3 separate regions of the Homo sapiens genome follow, and regions 1 and 3 are each linked to region 2. Evidence: chromatin contacts called from ENCODE Hi-C or POLR2A ChIA-PET data. All regions are on one chromosome and are shown on one strand. Each heading gives the region's core, a stretch centred on a gene start or an enhancer-like site at or near the end of the contact. The rest is flanking DNA. Distances are from core to core; before and after follow the strand shown. Region 1 holds the start of PIK3CD-AS2 (PIK3CD antisense RNA 2). Region 2 holds the start of CTNNBIP1-AS1 (CTNNBIP1 antisense RNA 1). Region 3 holds the start of PIK3CD-AS1 (PIK3CD antisense RNA 1).

Region 1 (2,700 bases), core at 159-2,658, 160 kb before region 2:
GAGGCTCATTTGGTTTCCTGCCTTATGTTTTGGGATTTAACAAGAGGATTGGCCCTTTTAGTAGCAAGTAGAGGAGCAGGAATCTAATTTCTTGGCTCCATCATAGCTCACCGCAGACTTCTGGGCCAAGCAATCCTTCTCCCTTGGCCTCCTAAGTAGCTAGGACTACAGGCAAATGCCACCATGCCAGGCTAATTTTCTTTTTTTTTTTTTTTTAGTAGAGACGAGGTCTCACTGTTTTGCCCAGGTTGTTCTTAAACTCCTGGCCTTAAATGATCCTCCCACCTCGGCCTCGCAAAGTGCTGAGATTACAGGCGTGAGCCACCGTGCCCGCCTTAATTTACTCTGATTTTTCTTTTCTTTTTAAAATAGAGACGGGGGTCTCACTGTGTGGCCCAGGCTGGTCTTGAACTCCTGGGCTCAAGTGATCCTCCTGCCCTGGCCTCCCAAAGTGCTGGGACTACAGGCGTGAGCCACTGTGCCAGGTCTACTCTGATATTTAACAGTGGTAAAATTCATTTATCCACTAAATGACTTTATTTATACTCTCACTTAATTTCAGAAAGGACTGAAGGTACCTGAGCTGTGAACAAAGAATCAGAGACTGGTTTTTCCTCCATCTCTGCCACTAACTAGTTGTGCCACCTGGGGCAAGTCACTTGGTCTCCTTGTGTCTGTTATCCATGTGTGAGAGCCAATACTTAATATGAGTGCCAGGCACTGTTCTAGAGATTTTCCATGCATCTGTATTCACTCTTTTAATTCTTCTCTACACAATTTATTAAGGTCTCTATCTTTTTAGAGTTTGTCAGGGCAGTTCCAGTTCATCGTGGCAATACAAGAAAGTCACTTTTGGGGGCTTTTGCCATTTCAAAGAATCTTGGATTTTTCTCTGGGCTCCAGAGACACCCGTGCCTGACACCCCCAATTTGAACCCCCAGCGGATCATTGGGTTCCATTGCTGATGGGGACCTTGTGTTTGAGCTTGACTTTCCCTCCATCCATGCTGGAGATAAACGGAAGTCTTCGCGCAGGGGGACGATTGCAGGACGGGGCCGCTAGGGAGGAGGGCTCCCACACGTGGGGAATGGGGGTGGAGGAACCGCTGAAGCTCGTCTGCCCTTTGGAAAATCTCGTTGGTGTCCTAGCCCTGGGATCATTGTACTTACCAGGTTGGGGGGCTCTGCACCCAGAACTCCTCCCAGCCTCTGTCTGCCCGTCCAAGGTCCGGCGTGACTTCCGGTGGCTGATTTCTCATCTTGGGGAAATCCCCGCCCTGGGGGGGTCCGGTGTGGCCTGCAGGGAGCCTGACTCACCCGTCGGCTGAGTCAGGGGGTCCCAGCTGCCCTCGGATGTCTGCTGCACCGCTCCCCTCCCTCAGGCGGGGGACGGCAGGAAGGAGGGAGAGATGGGAGGGCGTGGGGGCGGGGCCGGGGGCGGTCTCCAGCCCCCGGCCCGGGCTCCGCCCTCTCCCGGGATCTGTGAAAGCACAGCCAGGGTGCGGGCGGGTGAGTGCCCACCTGGTGCAGGGTGTGAAGAGCGAGAGCGCGTGTATGAGCACGAGCGTCTGTGGTCTCTGTGTGTCCGTTTACATGATTGCGCCTGTGTCTGTGTGTGCGCATCTGCATGCGTGTCTTTTTGAGTGAATGTCTGTGTGTGACTTCTAGGGACGGCCAGGGAAGAGGAGTGTCCCCTCCCACCCTGGCCCCCCGTCTTCTCATCCTGGACTCCCTCTCTTCTCTCTCCTCCTTGGGGGGTGCTCTGGGCATCCGGGACCCCTGGCAAGGCTGCCGGGTGCTGGGAGGACGCAGAGGCCGCCGAGGGCGGAGGGAAGCGTCAGGCCTGGCTGCGCGCGCCCTGGCTAGGGAGCTCCGAGTCCCGGCCGCCTGGTCCTTTCATTCTGGGCTTCTTCGAGATTCTCGAGGGCTTCCAGCCGGCAGTGTTTTCTCCTTGCCGTCTTCTCAGGCACGAGGAAGGCTCCTGGAGCTCATCTGCCTGGGATGGGCGGCCCTGCCTTGACCTCACGTGCAGCAATTAGGACCACCAAGGAGTGTTCTTCAAACCACCTTCTACCACCCCGCGGGACACGCCAGGGCTGATTCTGGTGCTCGCACCCCGCTTCCTCCTCTGCGTTCCCCTGTGGCAAAGGTTTGTCTTGGGCTGTGGACCCGAAAGAATATTCTAAGGGGAGATGGGCTCTTGCAGAGCAAGAGGGGTATGGTTTCAGCACCAAACTAAACTGGTGCCAGCGCTAGCTCTGCCCAAGAGGCTGTGCAGACAGTGTTTGTGTGAGTACGTGAGGGTGAGAGTCCCTGCCCGCCTAGCTTCGGCTTCCCCACTTACAACCAAGGGAGAACAACATCTATCTTACAGTGTAGATGCCTGGATAAAAACTGGAGCGCCTGGCCGAGCACTTTGGGAGGCTGACGCGGTAGGATGGCTTGAGCCCAGGAGTTCGAGACCAGCGTAGGCAACATAGTTAGACCCCCGCCTCTACAAAAAATTTTAAAAAATTAGCTGAGTGAGGTGGTGCGCACTTGAGGTCTCAGCTACACGGGAGGCTGGGGTGAGAGGATCGATTGAGCCAGAGAGGTAGAGGCTACAGTGAGCTATGATCGCACCACTGCACCCCAGCCAGGGCAACAGAGCAAGACCCTGTCTCAAAAACAAAAACACTGGAGCGCCCAGAGTTTTTTTTAA
Region 2 (2,700 bases), core at 130-2,629:
CTGACGGACCCCGAAAGACCCAAGGCTGTCCCCAGTGTTTTTCCTTTGCCTGCTGAAGTGTCCCCGACTCATTTACGTGGCCTACTTCCCATGACAGTTTAGGCAGCTTAGACAGGTTAGACAGCGCCAGGAGGACGACCCCGCTTGGCTCCGGTTTCCAAGCTCTCTGCTGGGGGCTGGGCAGGTGGGACCAGGGCCAGCCGGTCAGTCCCTTGAACTACTCAGTGGCTCAGCTTAGAAGAGCTGATTAACTACAAGGCTGACAGTGTCACTCAGAGCGCTGGGCAAGGGGTGGAATCTGCACATAATCTACCTACCACGGACCCTTGGATGTGTGTCTCTATGTAACTTCTGGTTAACACAGCAATCTCTGTCTTTCTCTCAATGACTGCAAACTCCTTTCTGGACAAGAAGTTACAGAAAGAGGCAGATCAACTTAATGTAAGGATAAGCATAGGTTACATGAACATGGTCTGGACTAACTTGTGAGGTAGTGAGCTCCCCAACTCGAGAGAGTATTCAAGCAAAGCCTGGACAAGGTCTTTTCAGAAATGTTTCAGAGGGGCTTGTGCATCTAGCTACTGCGTGGGCTGCTACAAGACCCAGTATCTCCCCCAACACAAAGACTTAATGATGTTGGTTGTGCCATTGTACTCATATTCTGTAAACTCCATAGCCTCTAGGACCCAGTGAAATTCTTTGAAAAGGAAATAGAAGCAGTGAGACTATGTAAACAGAAAAAAAAAAAAAAAGACCCAAAAATGGGATTATGAAGGGTGGAAATGAAAATTTCTAGAAAATGCTTCTGAAGCAAAAATTATTGAAGCAGAAATGATTTCAGCTTCCAAACTTGTACATACAGCTAAAAACCAATATATCTTCCACTTCTGGGATGGTGGAAGGGACAGATATTCTGTTTGGGTGTCTGTAACAAGCATTTTAAAACTGGTGCCATCACATCAGGATGTTGGGGTGCCTAGGATGGCGGGGTCCCCACATCCTTACGGAGTGCTTAGTGTCTTTTCATAGGTGTGGAAGACGAGGTTGCCTCTGAAGCTTACTGATCTCAGTTGAATCTGGAATGATGTTTAGAATCTCCAGGTCAAAAAGAAGGTTCAACCTTCTTAACGACCCTTGAGCTGGGCTGGGTAGATCTAGAAATTCTTCCAAACCCTGAGCTCAACTCAGGTCACAGACACTTATCAAACTTGGTGTTGTCCTTCCTGGCTGCGCCTCCCTGGGAAGGAGGGGCCCCCGCAGCAGCAGAGCCCACGTGATGTGGGGAAATCAGTCAGAGCGCCTGATTCCGAGGGAGAAACCAGCTCAGCTCACACACGAACCTATGAAAATTCTTTATTGTTAATTTCTTTCTCCAACAGATATATTTTTAGTTGAAATATGGAGCCACAGCAACACTTTGACTTTTCCTCTTCAGAAGATGAGACAGGCCGGGGTCATCATTGTTACAAAAGCAAGGCCTGTGATCGTGACAAGGACAGGCTGGGGCAGAGACCACACACTCAACCAGGTATCCACCAGGTGTGGGCCCTTTATAGGAGCTACAAAGAGGGGGCAGCCAGCAATGTGGCCTCGACACCTGACTCCAGGCACTCCGACCTGGAGGAGGGAGATGAAAGAACTCACCTTTCCCCAGGGGCTCAGCCAGACCTCCAGGCCCCTGAGCGGGGAGAGTGCGTGTGTGTGCACATGTGTATGAGTGTGCACACGGGTGTGCTCACTCACACAGCACATGCACACATGCGCTGCCCCTCCTGAGATGCTCTCAGGTCCCTGCCAGGGTAGGGTTGTAGCTGTGTTCCCCACAGCTGACTGTCAGCTAACCAGGGCTAGGGGTGAGTGCATGGTGGAGGACACAGGGTCTTAGCCTGATGCTCGAATCCTCCTTCTGGAACAGGCTGATGGTGCCAGAGCACAGCACGAACCACCTACCCACCATGGGGCTCTCCAGGGCTCGGTCATTTGGCTCCTGTGCACTTCATGACACTCAGGAGCCCCTACGGCCCGAGCCCCAAGCCCCGAGAAAGGGGAAAGATTTGGTTCTGAGAGGGTCCCACTGGCCCTGGGCACCTAGGGGCCTCAGCATCTACCAGCATAGGGGAGGGTGGCGGCCCCCTTCCTGAGGACTGCATCTTTCTCCAGCCGCTCTCCCCAGATCCCACACCTGCCAGTGAGCCAGGGAGATAGGAGGACCACCTCCCTCCCAGGGAAGGGGGTGGCAGGTGGAAGGACTTAGGTTTGGTGCAGGAACACTAGACCTGCCCCTCACCCCCTGCCTCCAGGACTGCCATTCTGAACTGCAATTCTGGGCCTGAGTTTGGCTTAAGGGCCAGTCTGAAGGGACTTGCTTGGTGAAGGCCCAGCCAGCTGTCCCAGTGGCATTTCATAAACAAACGATACTGTCCCTTCCAGGCTGACCTGGAGAGAGACCCTTCCAAAGGCAGTGGAGTGGAGGGCATGGGCCTCCGATGAGAGAACTCCAGAGCTGGCCGGGACCTACTGTGCTGGCAGCAGACAGGTAGGAGCCTGGCTGGGGTAGGTCAGGGGTTGGTGTTTAGCTGGAGGTCTCCTGGGCCTTGTGAGCCAAGCTGGGGCTTTTATGTGGGTTCTGGGCTCCCAGAGACCTCCGCCAGATGACCTCCAGAGTCTTTGGGGTCTCACACTGGGAGAAGCTCCTCCCCT
Region 3 (2,700 bases), core at 100-2,599, 190 kb before region 2:
CTGACGGTGCCTTGGTGTTCTTGACAATTGAATGGTACCATCGGGACATTACTCCCCAAAGAACTGGTCGTTCTTACCTAGGTGATTTCAGCTGGACAACTGTAGGAGCTGAGTGGTGTTGTCTTCATTTTACAGTTAAGGAAACGAAGGCTCAGAAAAGTTAAATAACTCACCAACCCACACAGTTTACAAGTAGTTTCTCCAGGATCCCAGCTCTTTCCGACGCCAGCGCGTTTAATCATCTGGGGGTGCCGTTGCTTGCGGGGGAAGGAGAATGTCCTAGTAATTCTCTTGGGGGGGATTTGGAGGGGACGACTGTTCAGAGAGGCACCCTCTAAGATACCCTTGAGACTCCTCTGTAACACCCGCTGCTGCTGTTCACACCCCCTCCCCAATTTGATTGATGTGTTGAGTGGGGCGGAAGGTTCTTTTGGTTGATGAGGCTGCGACCAAACGCAAGGAGATATAAATAGAGCTTTCTCTTTGGCTCTCTCTAGAGCAGAAATGCCAACCCCTTAGCATTTCCATGGCCTGCTGGAGTTTCATTTCTTGATATTAGGATTCCAGCCATCTTGGCTGGTGAGAGGCCTGCTGGCGGCTTCCTGGGCTTGGTCCTCTTTTGGTGCTTTCACAGAATGATGGAAGACACTGGAGTGGGCTGGAGGAGTGCTCTTAAAACCCAGTTGTGGCTGAGAGCGGTAGCTCATACCTGTCATCCCAGTGCTTTGGGAGGCCCAGACGGGAGGATCACTTGAAGCCAGGAGTTCAAGGTTGCAGTAAGCTATTACAGTGCCACTGCGCTCCAGCCTGGGTGACAGAGCAAGAGCCCATCTCTGAGAAACATAATACAACAACCCAGTTGCCTGCTCCAGAGACAACTAAGCTAGCCTCCTTCTGAGCCCCACTTCCCCCGCCCTTCAGCCCCTGTTCAGAAACAGACTACATTGGCCACACTACTCACTTAGATGTTTCTGGAATTAGGGCACGTGCCCCAGAGGTACTCCCGACCACGCAGATGTCCCCTTCTGGCAGGAAAAGCGCGTTTCTGCGTTTCTGCAGCCTCAGTCCACGCCGCCAGGTCTTTGCACTAAGCTGTGGGCTCCGTTTCTCCTCCGATACCATGTTTAGCAAGTGTTTCCTGAGATCACACGGGGTGCCAGGGGCTGTGCTAAGAACAGGGCAGGCAGACTGGGAGGGCATCAGCCCCTGGGGGGCTTACAGGACAGACAGTCCACCAATGGTTGTGCGAAAGCCAGCCCGCTTTCGCACAACTGTCCGATGGAATTCATGGAGGTGGGAGTGGGGATGGTGAGAGTCGGTTCCTGCTTCATCTTGTTTTACTTAAATTGCACAGTGAAAGGGAGAAGTGAATGTGCAACGGATGAAGCAATTCCCCTTTGGCTGGGTTATTTTCAAAACCATTTTTGTGTAGAGAGCAGTTCCCGCCCTCCCTGAGGCCAGCTGCCGGTGTGGGCCTGATGGTGGGGTTTGGGGCCCCAGCAAATGTTTCCTTAACGTGGGACCTTCAGAAGGCTCTTTCAGGCTGGGCGCGGTGGCTCACGCCTGTAATTCCAGCACTTTGGGAGGCCGAGGTGGGCGGATCACTTGAGGTCAGGAGTTCAAGACCATCTTGGCCAACATGGTGAATATCTGTCTCTACGAAAAATGCAAAAAAAAAAAATTAGCTGGGCGTGGTGATGAGCACCTGTAATCCCAGCTACTTGGGAGGTGGAGGCAGGAGAATCGCTTCAATCCGGGAGGTGGAGGTTGCAGTGTGCTGAGATTGTGCCACTGCACTCCAGCCTGGGCAACAGAGTGAGACTACATTTCAAAAAAAAAAAAAAGAAAAAAAAGCTCTTTCAGCCAGGAGGGTGGCTTCAGCTACTCCCCAGGGGACAAGTGTGTTTTTCAGCAAAGCTGTTAGAGAAGATGGTCTAGAAGCAGTACCCCGGGATGGAGGAGACAAGGAAGGGCCCTATCCACTGGAGGATGGCAGAGCCTGGCTTGTTTGAAAGGGAGGAAAATATTGTCATCTTGGTACCGGTGACAGTGTTTCATAAATAGCGAAGGTGGCAAAACGCCACCTCTCTCCCTACAGTTAACGCTAAGACTGAGTTGTCTTTAGTTTGGTTGGTGGAAATCCCCGGCAATCATAGCAGAAATGCTGCCAGTTTCAAGATGGAAAAAATAAAAAACCCAGGAACCCCCCGCCCCCCCCCCTTTTTTATTGCAGCTAAACACTGTGACTTGCTGTGGGTCCTACCAAAATAACGGCCATTCTCCCCTCCCTGAGGGCCAGCACAGTCCCTAGGGCCTGTGAAAGTTCCCCTTCCAGCTGCACTGGCTGGATATGCGTGAAACTCCCCTCCCTCCCCAGAAGTCACAACCTTACCACCTCGGATAAGGGTCAGGGCTCCTGGAAATGGGTCCCTTTTCCTATTACTTTCTTTCTTTTTTCTTCTTTTTTTTTTTTTTTTTTGAGACGGAGTCTCGCTTTGTCGCCCAGGCTGGAGTGCAATGGTGTGATCTCGGCCCACTGCAACCTCTGCCTCCAGGTTCAAGCGATTCTCCCACCTCAGCCTCCTGAGTAGCTGGAATTACAGATGTGCGCCACTATGGCCAGCTATTTTTAGTATTTTTAGCAGTGACGGTGTTTTGCCATGTTGGCCAGGCTGGTCTCGAACTCCTGACCTTAGGTGA

The links. Hi-C counts contacts between places; a loop is a spot of excess contacts on that map. ChIA-PET counts read pairs that join two places held with the same protein, here RNA polymerase II (POLR2A). Pooled maps may share reads with other maps.
Region 1: a loop to region 2 is called in a pooled map, with 2.5 times the contacts of the local background. The contact joins the promoter of PIK3CD-AS2 here to the promoter of CTNNBIP1-AS1 in region 2. A Hi-C loop is called at or near these places in 4 of 50 pooled maps. POLR2A ChIA-PET finds 5 or more read pairs at or near these places in 2 of 52 experiments (activated CD4-positive, alpha-beta T cell and activated naive CD4-positive, alpha-beta T cell).
Region 3: a loop to region 2 is called in a pooled map, with 2.3 times the contacts of the local background. The contact joins the promoter of PIK3CD-AS1 here to the promoter of CTNNBIP1-AS1 in region 2. A Hi-C loop is called at or near these places in 1 of 168 maps with a recorded cell type or tissue (naive thymus-derived CD4-positive, alpha-beta T cell), 1 of 37 single-sample maps with no recorded cell type and 6 of 50 pooled maps. POLR2A ChIA-PET finds 5 or more read pairs at or near these places in 3 of 52 experiments (B cell, Panc1 and activated CD4-positive, alpha-beta T cell).

The regions. Positions count from the first base shown.
Region 1 is chr1:9,686,166-9,688,865 of GRCh38, forward strand. It overlaps PIK3CD-AS2 (PIK3CD antisense RNA 2), which reads right to left and starts at 1,409. Exons shown (of 2, transcript NR_126367.1): 1 at 1,170-1,409. All of the region lies in intron 1 of PIK3CD (phosphatidylinositol-4,5-bisphosphate 3-kinase catalytic subunit delta), which reads left to right. RefSeq lists an enhancer at 1,164-1,333 and silencers at 1,384-1,523, 1,849-2,043.
Region 2 is chr1:9,846,939-9,849,638 of GRCh38, forward strand. CTNNBIP1-AS1 (CTNNBIP1 antisense RNA 1) reads left to right here and starts at 1,380. Exons shown (of 3, transcript NR_199045.1): 1 at 1,380-1,528; 2 at 2,431-2,536. CTNNBIP1 (catenin beta interacting protein 1) reads right to left here. Exons shown (of 6, transcript NM_020248.3): 6 at 1,338-2,700. RefSeq lists an enhancer at 1,379-1,880.
Region 3 is chr1:9,653,237-9,655,936 of GRCh38, forward strand. It overlaps PIK3CD-AS1 (PIK3CD antisense RNA 1), which reads right to left and starts at 1,350. Exons shown (of 2, transcript NR_027045.1): 1 at 962-1,350; 2 at 1-807. All of the region lies in intron 1 of PIK3CD (phosphatidylinositol-4,5-bisphosphate 3-kinase catalytic subunit delta), which reads left to right. RefSeq lists an enhancer at 688-737.